Regions from separate parts of the Homo sapiens genome. Here region 2 is linked to region 1. A link is a loop called in an ENCODE intact Hi-C map of the cell type or tissue named here. Cell type or tissue: OCI-LY7. All regions are shown on one strand. Each heading gives the region's core, and the rest is flanking DNA. Links, peaks and the distances in the headings are about the cores only.

Region 1 (2,923 bases), core at 319-2,818:
ATTCCCAAAGTCAAACTCCCATTCACATGAACAATACAGGTTCGACAGAGGTAATATCACATTTTACATCATAACTTTGCAGTATTAATCAACCTACCACTTTAAATGAATGATTGAAAACTATTTGGGAAGATAAAAACCAGTTTCATGAAGCAAACCTATTCCTCACAAAACTTAAGATCAGTCATTTTACCTTCAATCCACATTCAGTGAACACCAACCATGTTTATTTAATGCCTACTATGTGCCTGACAGCCACAGTGCATCTGACACTTACTTTCTCCAAAACAACTATGACTTGAACCTTGAGTAAATCACTTTGGTTAGAGTTACTATATTTGCTCAAGATGAAAAATGCAGGTGCTTTCTTTTTTAAAGAAAAATGACACTAGATCATTAACACCTTGAGTACCAGGACAGGTAATTGCCTCTGTAATCCCCAGAGTCTAGTGTAGTGCCTGGTCCATAGAAAGCTCTCAGTAAGTGTTTGATTACATTTAATCTCAGAACTCCCTTCCAAGGTATACTTCCAAGAGGTAAAACTCTAAACCTCTACTCCTACTGATAGCAGAATTTCTTAACTAATCCAGAAACATCTCCTATGCCTAAGTATAAATTCTTGCCAGGCACAGTGGCTCACACCTGTAATCCCGCTACTTGGGAGGCTGAAGTGGGGGGAATTATAGAGCTCAGGAGGTCAAGACCAGCCTGGGCAACATAGTGAGCCCATCTCTAAACAAATGTTTAAAACTTAGCCAGGCATGCTGGCACACACCTGTAGTCCAAGCCATTTCGGAGGCTGAGGCAGGAGGATAGTTTAAGCCCAGGAGTTCAAGGCTGCAGTGAGCTATGATCAGACCACTGCACTCCAGCCAGGGAGACAGCTGGAACCCATGTCTTATAAACAATAATACTTAATTTTTTAAAAAAGTATTTATCATCATCCACACCATTCCTGGGGGAGCTAAAAATCCACCCTTAACATTTCAGTTTTAAAACCTGGCTGATTAGGGATAGAACTTTGTCCAAATTAAATTGTAGAAATGCTATGGATTCAAGAGTAAACCTGCTTGATTAATCAAACAAGCTGGAAAACTACTCTGTTAATTTCTTTGTTGTAAATTGATCACTGTAATTTTACCTTACATGTCATGTATATTTTGTATATACACAAACATTTTAATTTCCATAGCTTTTAACAGGTTGACATAATACTTCTCCATGCAGGAAGTCAGTCATTTTTTCCACTTACAACTGTAATTCAATAAAATTTTGGTCACCTTGGTCATCTTGCTCCATGTTTAATAATCTAGGTAAGTAAGCAGGCATGACTTATAGACATGAGCTATACCTCACTCACAAAAACATCTCCAGCAAACTCTCTAAATTTCTTTCAACTCCAGAGAACTATCAAAAGAATAACACCAGCTGGCAGAAGAACAAGGAGGGAGGTAGGTCAATTCAACTGTTCTTTCTCTTTCTGCCTCAAGCTGCCTAGAGCAGGAGCTACTTCTGCTTAGCCCAAAGCCAAAATAGACAAGGAACCTATCCCTGCCTCAAGTATTTTACAGATTAAGCTCCTAGCTTGGCACAACCTGTTGGGATATAAGACTGTAGGACTGGCCAGGTGCGGTGGCTCATGCCTGTAATCCTAGCATTTTGGGAGGCCGAGGTAGGTGGATCACTTGAGGTTAGGAGTTTGAGACCAGTCCGGCCAACTTGATGAAACCCTATCTCTACTAAAAACACAAAAATCAGCCAGGCATGGTGGCATGCACCTGTAATCCCAGCTGCTCAGGAGGCTGAGGCACAAGAATTGTTCGAACCCGAGAGGCAGAGGTTGCAGTGACCCGAGATCACGCCACTGCACTCCAGCCTGGGCAACAGAGCGAGACTCAATCTCAAAAAAAAAAAAAAAAAAAAACGACTAGAGGATGAGGCTGGTTTCTCCAATGCTCTTTAAACCTCTGTTTGGGCGTGGGTGGCCCATGCCTGTAATCCCAGCCCTCTGGGAGGCTGAGGCAAGAGGATTGATTGCTAGAGGCCAGGAGTTCAATACCAGCCCAGGCAACATAGCAAGACCCCCATCTCTACAAAAAAAAAAAAAAGAAGAAGAAGAAGAAGAAGAAGAAGAAAAAAATTATCTATTTAAGGCTATAGAAGTAAGTGTTACTGAATATAGGAATATCTACATTGATTAAATAAGAAAAAAACTCAGGTTAGGTCACAACTAGGAGTCATAGGAAGACAGAATTTCAGAAATTCATATCACACCAGACAGATGTGTTTTATTAAAAAAGAAAAAAAGACCTTTAATCAGAAAGTCTGCTTAAATTCAATATTAACTCAAACTCTTAAAAAATTTCTGGAAAAAACAGAGCCCTTGGCTCTGCCTCCTGGGTTCATGTCATTCTCCTGCCTCAGCCTCCCAAGTAGCTGGGACTACAGGCACCTGCCACCACGCCCGGCTAATTTTTTTTTTTGTATTTTTAGTAGAGACGGGGGTTTCACCATGTTAGCCAGGATGGTCTCCGTTTCCTGATCTCGTGATTCGCCCGCCTCGGCCTCCCAAAGTGCTGGGATTACAGGTGTGAGCCACCGCGCCCGGCCATAATGGTATTCTTCATTAGCATTGCCACTGTCATGGGGCCAACACCTCCAGGAACTGGAGTGATATAACCGGCTTTTTGTCTGACTCCTTCAAAATCCACATCTCCAACCAACTTCAGTTTGGCAGTTACAGGATCATGAACTCTATTTATTCCCATATCAGTGACTGCTGCTTCTTCCTTGATCATATCTGCTGTGATCAGATTTGGAATACCTGCAGCAGATATTACAATATCTGCAAGAATTGTATGTTTCTTCAACTGCTCTTTGGAAGTATATCGATAAGATATTGTAACAGTGGCATCACCTCCGG
Region 2 (2,923 bases), core at 170-2,669, 93 kb before region 1:
CTATCTCCAACATCTCTCATGTTTGAAGATAATATATCCTAGAAGTAAAATACCTATCTAGTCTAAAAGAGAGTAAAATATTTGTTCCACTTGTTCAGCATTTATCTTAAAACAAAACAGTTCAAGAGGGTTGATGATGAGGACCACGCCCTCTAGCCTCTGGAAAGCCTGAGATGGGACTGTCTCCTCCCCAGATTTAAAACTGTCCTGCACCGTGTGCAGAGTAACCAAACTGTGCAGGAGAATTGTAAATCTGACAGCACAAAGAAGATGGAAGTGACACTCAGATGATTTTGCTTAAAGTCAGGTTTTGCTCCATTTGATAATTTGGAAAAATACTAGAAAACAGATCATTTGTTTGTTCATTCATTTGTAATATCAGGTTGGCTTGGAATCTCTTGATGTCCCATTGGAACCACGGCTTCATTTAATAATAAGCCATTGAAATGAATTTCAAAGGAAATAAACTTCACATTACATCTGATGTTTCAGGACAAATCACATGTTGACACAGATAAAAGTGCACACTTGTGAATCCTTTGATAAATTTTAATCAATAAAAAATGTAATAGGACACTAAGACTATTGGCCCTGAAATATTGAATTGCTGGAGCATGAGATTGTTCAGAAAGAAAACCTATTCAGCCTTCTAAAAGAACTATGTCGGTGGATGGGCATCCTCCATATTAATGACGTTATTTCCTTTGACTTAACAGTATGGCTGTTTTCTATTCTTTTTTTTTTTTTTTTTTTTTTTTTTTTTGTAAAACAGAGTCTCGCTCTATAGCCCAGGCTGGAGTGCAGTGGCATGGTCTTGGCTCACTGCAACCTCCATCTCCCAGGTTGAAGTGATTCTCCTGCCTCAGCCTCCCCAGTAGTTGGGACTACAGGCATGTGCCACCATGCCCAGCTAATTTTTGTATTTTTAGTAGAGAAGGAGTTTCACCATGTTGGCCAGGCTGGTCTTGAACTCCTGGCCTCAAGAGATCCACCTGCCTCGGCCTCCCAATCTTCAATTCTTAGGAAAACTAGTTGAAAGTACATTAAAACAAAAGTACTAACCCAGCAAAATCTGCTTTATGAAATATAAAATATATGAGGGTTGGGGTTTTTTGAGTAGTGATATTTCTCCCCTGTTGTCTAACATGTTTTCTCTAAAGTCTTGGCTCAGCCTATATTAATGTTGTCAATAACTAGTCAGATTAAACTGCAACAACTCAAGGTTATTGTCTGTTATTTCAGTTCTCAAAGGCACAGCATATCAAAACTATCAATGCTTGCAATTTTCCCCCTGAACCAATATATCAGGTATGTCAACCTAAAAACAAAAGATGTTGAAGTAACAGGTATATAAATTTATCTAGCCCAGAGTAGGTGCTCAGTGGTTGATTCCGAATCCAGTTTACAAAAATAAAGAGGCTTTCAAAAATCATTTGTAATATCCAAGCATCAAGAATTTCTTCTGTGGCCCCAGGTGCAACAATTGGCTTTGCCACATTGGGTCGCTGGTCGTCCATTCTTGTAATGATCCACCAGGACTTGTGATGCTGGATCCTCTCTACTTTCTTCACCAGCCCTGTCAGCACTCAGGTTATGGAATTTCAGCAGTCATTACAAAATGTTACATATCTTATCCTCTGTCTCAGCTTTTATTAAGTTCAGCATTGAAAAAAAAATGCAACTGCTGTTTATGCAAGCTAGGAAACAAATTCAGAAAATTATCATCCGTCAGGAAGAAATGACACAAAAATTTATGTACATTTAGAATTATTTTGTTTCATGCTGCAAAATATATAAAGTTGGCAGTAGTAAAAAGCAATTTTCAAAATAGACATTTTTGTGTGTATGAGGAGTCATTGTAAGCACCATCCTTTGCGTACTGAAGTTCCAAATGTATAACACTCATCCAAGCACTACTGAGATAAAAGATAAATACCTGGTATCATATATAGGGTTTTTCAACAATAGAAATATGATTGGTAAGATTCATACATGTTTGCCATCAGAATAGTAAGAGATCTATCCATTTCAATAATGTAACCTAGATCTATAAAGAAGCAAATAAAAGTATGTTTGGTCACAGCTGGTAACTTTATAACACACTAATAGGTTTGCTATGGTATTAACAATGGTCCTGAACAGACAAGAAAGTAAAGAAAAAAAGATGAGATGCTAAATTCTCGGTGAGTTGTACGAGTCTATATTGTTATTTCATTATCTTTAAAAAAAAAAAAAAACCTCTTCTTTGTTCATTCAATATAGCTTTTGGGGAAAATCACCATGTGAGTTAGCAATGCCAACATTTAATCAACTGGTGCTGTAAAGTGACACTGTGTCACTTGGGGCCACTTTTGGGCAAATCAGGGCTTCTCATTGATCTAGGTCAGTAGCAACACCATGTTGTAAGGCTGTTACACAGCTCGAGGAGCAATACTCTCCTGAGTCCAAGGTTCTTGCTAAGGATGGCTTCTTTGGAACACTTGAAACTGCTTTGGAATAGAAAGGATTTCATCGGCCACACGATAATAATGACCACAAATTACTGAACTTTATGTGCTATCATAGGAAAGACGCTTTATATACAATATTTTCCATTAATCGACTTATCCTTCTGAGGGTTTTGGCAGAAGAGGCCCAGAGATTTACCAGCTTGCCCAACATCACAAAGCTATTGAGAGTCAGGATTTGAAACTAGAGTTGTCTGAACCTACTGAGTATGCTGTTTCTACTTCAAGATAGCTTTCTCTTTCCACTTCCATGCTTCTAGTAAACTTGAAAAACAATCATTTCAATTATATATAATATATAATAATATAATCTGTATATATTATATATGTATATACACAGACATGTATGTAAATCTAAAGGTATAAAAAGATACAGAGAACTAAGTCTTCCCTTTTACCTGTATCCCTAGCCGTCT

What was found. Peaks named below come from ENCODE experiments on the same cell type or tissue, not always from the same donor. Only the 100,000 strongest peaks of a DNase experiment are listed, where the experiment ranks them.
Region 2: a loop joins it to region 1, with 2.4 times the contacts of the local background. A loop is called at or near these places in 29 of 110 quality-filtered maps.

What each region holds. Positions count from the first base shown.
Region 1 is chr3:179,465,009-179,467,931 of GRCh38, reverse strand. It overlaps a transcript of GNB4 not described here and the pseudogene MTHFD2P7. Among named protein-coding and RNA genes, the nearest start is that of GNB4, 15 kb to the right of the region's middle. In OCI-LY7, for the core only: no CTCF peak of the experiment used is centred there; a DNase peak (open chromatin) is centred at 1,471; H3K27ac peaks cover 1,613 bases.
Region 2 is chr3:179,557,542-179,560,464 of GRCh38, reverse strand. No RefSeq gene overlaps it. Among named protein-coding and RNA genes, the nearest start is that of ACTL6A, 3.9 kb to the left of the region's middle. RefSeq lists a silencer at 1,370-1,664. In OCI-LY7, for the core only: CTCF peaks have their summits at 1,293 and 1,498; a DNase peak (open chromatin) is centred at 1,504.